Regions from separate parts of the Homo sapiens genome. Here region 1 is linked to region 2. The links are chromatin loops, found by intact Hi-C in ENCODE. Cell type or tissue: mammary epithelial cell. All regions are shown on one strand. Each heading gives the region's core, and the rest is flanking DNA. Links, peaks and the distances in the headings are about the cores only. Region 1 overlaps IFFO2 (intermediate filament family orphan 2). Region 2 overlaps LOC105376815 (a long non-coding RNA gene).

Region 1 (2,909 bases), core at 264-2,763, 86 kb after region 2:
GGAATTACAGGCATGAGCCACTGCACCTGGCCAATAGGGGCTTTTGGAAAGAAGCAGTGGTTGGGTCTAGGTTTTCTGAACGTTGCCCTGGGCACTTCTGAGCCCTAAGACAGGATTGTATGTCCCGGAGATCCCAGGCTGGGTCCATGTGGTTAAATTAAAGGACTTATCTGAAGAAATTGTTGTCCCTGCTTTTATAAAGTCCCCAGGGCATTGTTAAGCTGACCAGCAATGGAGTGAGCTAAAAAGGAGACAGATCAGAGTGGAAGCCAGGGGGCCCCATGGGCAAAGGCTCCAGTGTGTAGAAAGAGCATTCAGATCCAAGTCAGGCGAGACTGGCTGCAGGAGTGGGCGCCTCTGTGTTGATAGAGCTAAATTGGGTTCAGTATGGAATTCGATTTAGCTGGTTGTAAAGTTACCTAAGTTAAAACAAACAGGCCGGGCGCGGTGGCTCACGCCTGTAATCCCAGCACTTTGGGAGGCCGAGGCAGGCGGATCACGAGGTCAGGAGATCGAGACCATCCTGGCTAACACGGTGAAACGCTGTCTCTACTAAAAATACAAAAAATTAGCCGGGCGTGGTGGCGGGCGCCTGTAGTCCCAGCTACGCAGGAGGCTGAGGCAGGAGAATGGCGTGAACCCCAGGGGGCGGAGCCTGCAGTGAGCCGAGATCGCACCACTGCACTCCAGCCTGGGCGACAGCGAGACTCCGTCTCAAACAAACAAACAAACAAACAAAAAAACAACAACAACAACAAACAACGAAACCTCTGATCACTTTGATCACCCCCCACCCCCATTCTGCAGTTCTGTGTGGGCCGCCCTGACCCCACCCCAGGCGGGGCCCTGGGCCTTTCCCATGGACATCTCCACCAGCTGTGGGCAGGACCCTAGCCAGGCTGCCCCTGGCCAGATCTGATGAAGTGTTTGAATAATGCAGCCGTGTTACAGTTGTGTTTTGTTTTGATCCAAGTCGGTTGTTTGGGCTTCAGACCAAGGAGAAGAGGGGGAACGTGTGGGTCTCCCCCGCTGGGGCCAAGGCTCCTCCTCAGCCCCACTCCGCAGATTTGTGAAGTGGAGGCCTCTTCCGAGTCCCTTCTCTTGCCCGTCTTTCTGTCCTTTCCAGCTTCCTGTCCCTCGGCTGGGGTTTCCTTCAGATCCCAGACGCTGGGAAGGAAGTGAAGTCAGGAATTGAGTGTGTGATGCAGTGACCACTGGACCCTGGCGGCTCCGGGCCACACGGCCCTCTCCAGCACCCACCCCCTACCAGCTCAGGACCCTGGACTCGGGGAGCCACCTATGGGCTCCTGTGGGAATGGCTTTTGGAGGGGAGCCGGCCCGGCCTGACTCCAGGGGGCGCTCGAGGCAGCTTTTTACCAGACGGCCTTCTTGGGACCGGCCCAGTCCCCAACCCAGTCCATTGGGAACACTCATTGTTGCTCTGGAGGATCCAGGAAGGAGTTGAGGGAGGGCAGGCAATGGGGAGAGCCCTGGGATGGCAGCCTGGAGACAGGGTCCACATTGTCCTGTGCTACCGATGCACTGAGTCAAGTGATTTCACTCCTACAGACTCAGCCTTCCCCTTGGAAATAGGGGTATGTTGGATGAGCTGATCTTTAGGTCTCCTCCAGTTGGGGTAACCAAGGCATCTTGGGAACCCCTTAGTCCCAGGCAAACCTGCCTGGTTGGTCAACCTACTTCTAGTTCTAGCCAATAGGGAGGTCTTGACATCTCCCAGGCTTTGAATTCAAATCTCATTTCCAGCATGTATTGGTCTAGAAGGCCACTGAATCCCTCTGAGCCTCTGTTTCCTCACCTGCAAAATGGGAACGATAGTTATGCTTACCTCATAGGATTGTTTTGAGGGTGGAATTGTTTTGAGGGCGTTGCATTTTGCTGCATGCTTAGTGGCTGGTCCAGTGCCCAGCACCTAATGGGTGCTTGGGGAGTGTCTTGATGGGGAGGAAAAAGCTGTAGGAAACAGAAACATTCGGCATTCTAGCCTATTTCTGCTACATGCTAGCTGTGTGGCTTTAGACAGTTGAGTTATCCTTTCTGAGCCACCATTTCTTCATCTGTAAAATAGGTATAATACCAACCTTTCCAAATTGCAGAGAAGATGATATTATATTGAACATCTCACTCAAACTAGAGGCTCAAGAAATAGCTGTTAAATGAATGAGGAAAATTGCAAGATTGGACTTGGAGGAAAATATCTTTAGTCCCAATTAATTAAAGCCTGACATTAAAAAAAAAATACACATTTTTAATTGTACAAGCAATACATAAATACATTCTGCATTTTAAAAGAGTTAAACTCCTTTTGGATAAGGCGAATGTCCCCTTTGGCTTACTACCCCTGTCTTTCCTGAGGACAGCCTTGAAGCTGTGTACCTGCTGGGCAGCTGCCCCTTTCTGTCCCCTGTATGGGTCCCTGGAGCCTGCCTTCTGTTCAGTCATGCCCTCTGGTGTCACCCCCACAGGCGGGAGACCTTTGACTTTGACGACGACTGTGACAGCCTGACGTGGGAAGAGAATGAAGACACGCTGCTGCTCTGGGAGGATTTCACCAACTGCAATCCGACCATCGACCTGCAGGGCGAGGTAAGCCCAGCGCCTGGCTTCCCAAAGGCCAGGACTAGGGGTCTGGGGGACACCGCCTTTCAATGGTCCCTCATCCCTGTTATTTTTCTACAGCCCCCACCACACAGCTAAACTGTCCCCTTTGGGCCAGGCGCAGTGGCTCATGCCTGTAATCCCAGCACTTTGGGAGGCCGAGGTGGGCGGATCACCTGAGGTTGGGAGTTCGAGACCAGCCTGGCCAATATGGCGAAATCTCATCTCTACTAAAAATATAAAAATTAGCCAGGCCTGGTGGTGGGCACCTGTAATCCCAGCTATTCGGGAGG
Region 2 (2,909 bases), core at 278-2,777:
TCTTCCATCTCCTCCTTCTCCTCCCGCTCCCCTCCCCCTCCCCTTTCCTCCTCCTCCTCCTCCTCCTCCTCCTCCTTCTTCTTCTTCTTCTTCTTCTTCTTCTTCTTCTTCTTCTTCTTCTTCTTCTTCTTCTTCTTCTTCTTCCTCTTCTTCTTCTTCTTCTTCTTCTCCATCTTCTCCTTCTTCTTCTCCTTCTTCTTCTTCTCCTCCTTCTTCTCCTTCTTCTTCTTTTTTTTAATAGAGACAGGGTCTTACTATGTTGCCCAGGCTGGTCTCAAGCTCCTGGGCTCAAGTGATCCTTCATCCTTGGCCTCCCAAAGTGCTAGGATTATAGGTGTGAGCTACCATGCCCAGCCTTGACTGGGTTTTCAATGAGTTCTAACCACTCTAAATGACTGCAGTGTCTCCTGGTCTGTGCCAACTCTGGAAATTGTTCAGCTTGCAACTTTCCAGCTGTTCTTTGCCCAGTCTCATAGGGTTTGATCCCATGTATGTGTGACCTAGGACTCAGAAACAACTCAAAAACATCCCATGCAGATTTCTGGAGTTTATTTTCTGCATAGTGTTTTCCTTTCTGGAACTGTGCCACGCAACTTCTGGCTGAATCCCTGAATTCCAGTCTCCAAATCCTCAGTTCTGCAAGAGTACTATATTCTGCTTGGTATGCCTCGCCCCAAGCCATGATCTGGAATATAACTTCAGGAAGAAAACCAAGGCAAACATAGGGCTCCTTTCATTTGTTTATCTTCTCTTAGGAGTCACATTAAGTCATTCCTGTTTTTCAATGATTGAAAAAAGTTATTTCATGGACTGTTTTTTTGTTTGTTTGTTTTGTTTTGTTTTCTTTTTGAGACAGAGTTTTACTCTTGTCACCCAGGCTGGAGTGCAGTGGCACAATCTCAGCTCACTGCAACCTCCACCTCTCTGGTTCAAATGATTCTCATACCTCAGCCTCCAAGTAGCTGAGATTACAGGCATGTGCCACCATGCCCCCCCAATTTTTTTTTGTATTTTTAGTAGAAACGGGGTTTCACCATGTTAGCCAGGCTGGTCTCCAACTCCTGACCTCAGGTGATCTGCCCACCTCAGCCTCTCAGAGTGTTGGGATTACAGGCGTGAGCCACCGCGCCTGGCTGGTTTTGTTCAGTTTTTTAGTTGCTTAGGGTGGGAAGGTAAGTCCAGTCCTTGTTACTCCATCACAGCCAGAAGCAGAAGTCAGGAACTGATATGTAGAAAAGCCATTGAATGACTCCATTTAAATGATGCCCCTCTCTCATGAAGCTTTTCTTAATTTCTGTCTCTTCTGTGTGTATTACCATCACATTCTGCTTTGACATATTAATATAATCACATACATATCTGACTGTCTCAGTGGACTCTAAGGGGCTCAAAGGTGGGGATGGGGTCTCTCTCTTCTTAGTATTAGTAACTTTCTTGAACCTAGCATGTGATAGGCCTTTAGAAAGTGAGGTTGGATTTCCTTCTGTGGCTTAGCAGTGAACTGAAGTGACCCTGATGAGGCAATGGGTATCTCAAGCTGAAACCCAGGAGGACTGGCTCGCTCTCCTGTGTAATCACCAGTAGGCAGAGCCCCAGGTAAAATCACAAGGGTGCATGATTCTCCCTTATTAGGCGAGGAAGTGGAGGATTGGTTAAAAGAATCCAGGCCTGTCCAGACTTGCAAAACACATCATCCTCACATTAGAATCCACGAAGCCTCTGGTTTTGATGCAGTGGAAGGGCTTGACCACAAGTGCCCTGACAGTGTCAGATAATCTTCTACGGGGGGACCAGACCAACCTCCGAGGAGCCTAGCGTCCACGAGCTGAGGCTGCTGCCGCTCCTGCGCCCTTCTTTAGAATGGAGTGAGGACAGGGAGTAGCAAGGCCTGGCCACTAGTCCTAGCTTTGTGACCTTGATCAGCTGACTGGGTTCCCCTAACTGCAGAATGAAGCCTCAGACAGGATGGTCTCTAAGGCTCTTTTCCCACCCTAAACAGCTGAGTTCTGGCAACTGATGATTGATGGTCCTGGAAGCCTGTGGTTCCTTGAGCTACTGATTCTAGGATGCTAGTAATTGATGGTTCTGAGACACTGGATTTCTGTGGCTCTGTGACTAGAACAATCTGTGGCTCAAACAATCCATGAGGCTGCGGCCCTCACACTCTATGGTTCGGATGACCACAGTCAGTAATGATTCTGTGCACCCTGCAGCATGCCTCCGTGACCCTGGAGCATCCACTGCTCTGGTCTTCATCAGTGGCCATGGAATGGGTATTCCTAGGATCCAGTCTTCTGTCTGCTCAAGAAGAACCCAAACCTGCTCCCCATTCATTGTTCCCAGGGTCATTAATTCTGAGTGATTCACTTACAGGAGGCAGAGAGAAACAGAGGTGCAGGGAATGCCAGCCCGGCTGCCCTTGGCCTGAAAGGGTTGAATTGTCTGCCTGCCTGAGAGAGCCATTGTGCTTGGTTGTCTGGTGCGGGCCGGGCTGGGTTGGGCTGGCAGCAGGGCCAGGCACCGCAGCACCATGCCCATTCTAGGGAAAGGTTCTGCCCTCCCAGCCCATCATCCGGCATGTGGCTTCTTTAGTGATACTGTGCCCCACCAGGAGGGGTGAGCAGGAGGGCAGAGGAAGAGCCCATTGCTGATTCTGCTTGCCAAGGTTCTTGGGTCTACTTCTTACTGGGTTGTGCCTGTTTTGCCATCCCTGGGTGATGCCCCTGATTCTTCCTGGTTCCTAGCCTGACTCTGCCTGGGACACACCCTGTGGCTCTCTGGAGGTCTCTGGACCTGGCTGTGCTGCCTAGCTGGGATCCCTTGCCGTGTGTTTATTTCCATGTTATTTCTGCCTAAATGAGGAGTAGGATGCTGTTTCCTGACCTGTGGATTTGGGACAAACCCCTAAC

The links. A loop is a pair of places that touch in the nucleus more often than their neighbours do. Peaks named below come from ENCODE experiments on the same cell type or tissue, not always from the same donor. Only the 100,000 strongest peaks of a DNase experiment are listed, where the experiment ranks them.
Region 1: it touches region 2 in a loop (10-fold over the local background); 3 of 110 quality-filtered maps call a loop at or near these places.

Annotation. Positions count from the first base shown.
Region 1 is chr1:18,911,658-18,914,566 of GRCh38, reverse strand. It overlaps IFFO2 (intermediate filament family orphan 2), which reads left to right. Exons shown (of 9, transcript NM_001136265.2): 6 at 2,484-2,604. Among named protein-coding and RNA genes, the nearest start is that of ALDH4A1, 11 kb to the right of the region's middle. In mammary epithelial cell, for the core only: a CTCF peak has its summit at 1,324 (motif pointing right); a DNase peak (open chromatin) is centred at 1,336.
Region 2 is chr1:18,997,212-19,000,120 of GRCh38, reverse strand. All of the region lies in intron 1 of LOC105376815 (a long non-coding RNA gene), which reads left to right. Among named protein-coding and RNA genes, the nearest start is that of IFFO2, 42 kb to the right of the region's middle. In mammary epithelial cell, for the core only: no CTCF peak of the experiment used is centred there; a DNase peak (open chromatin) is centred at 1,610; H3K27ac peaks cover 1,426 bases.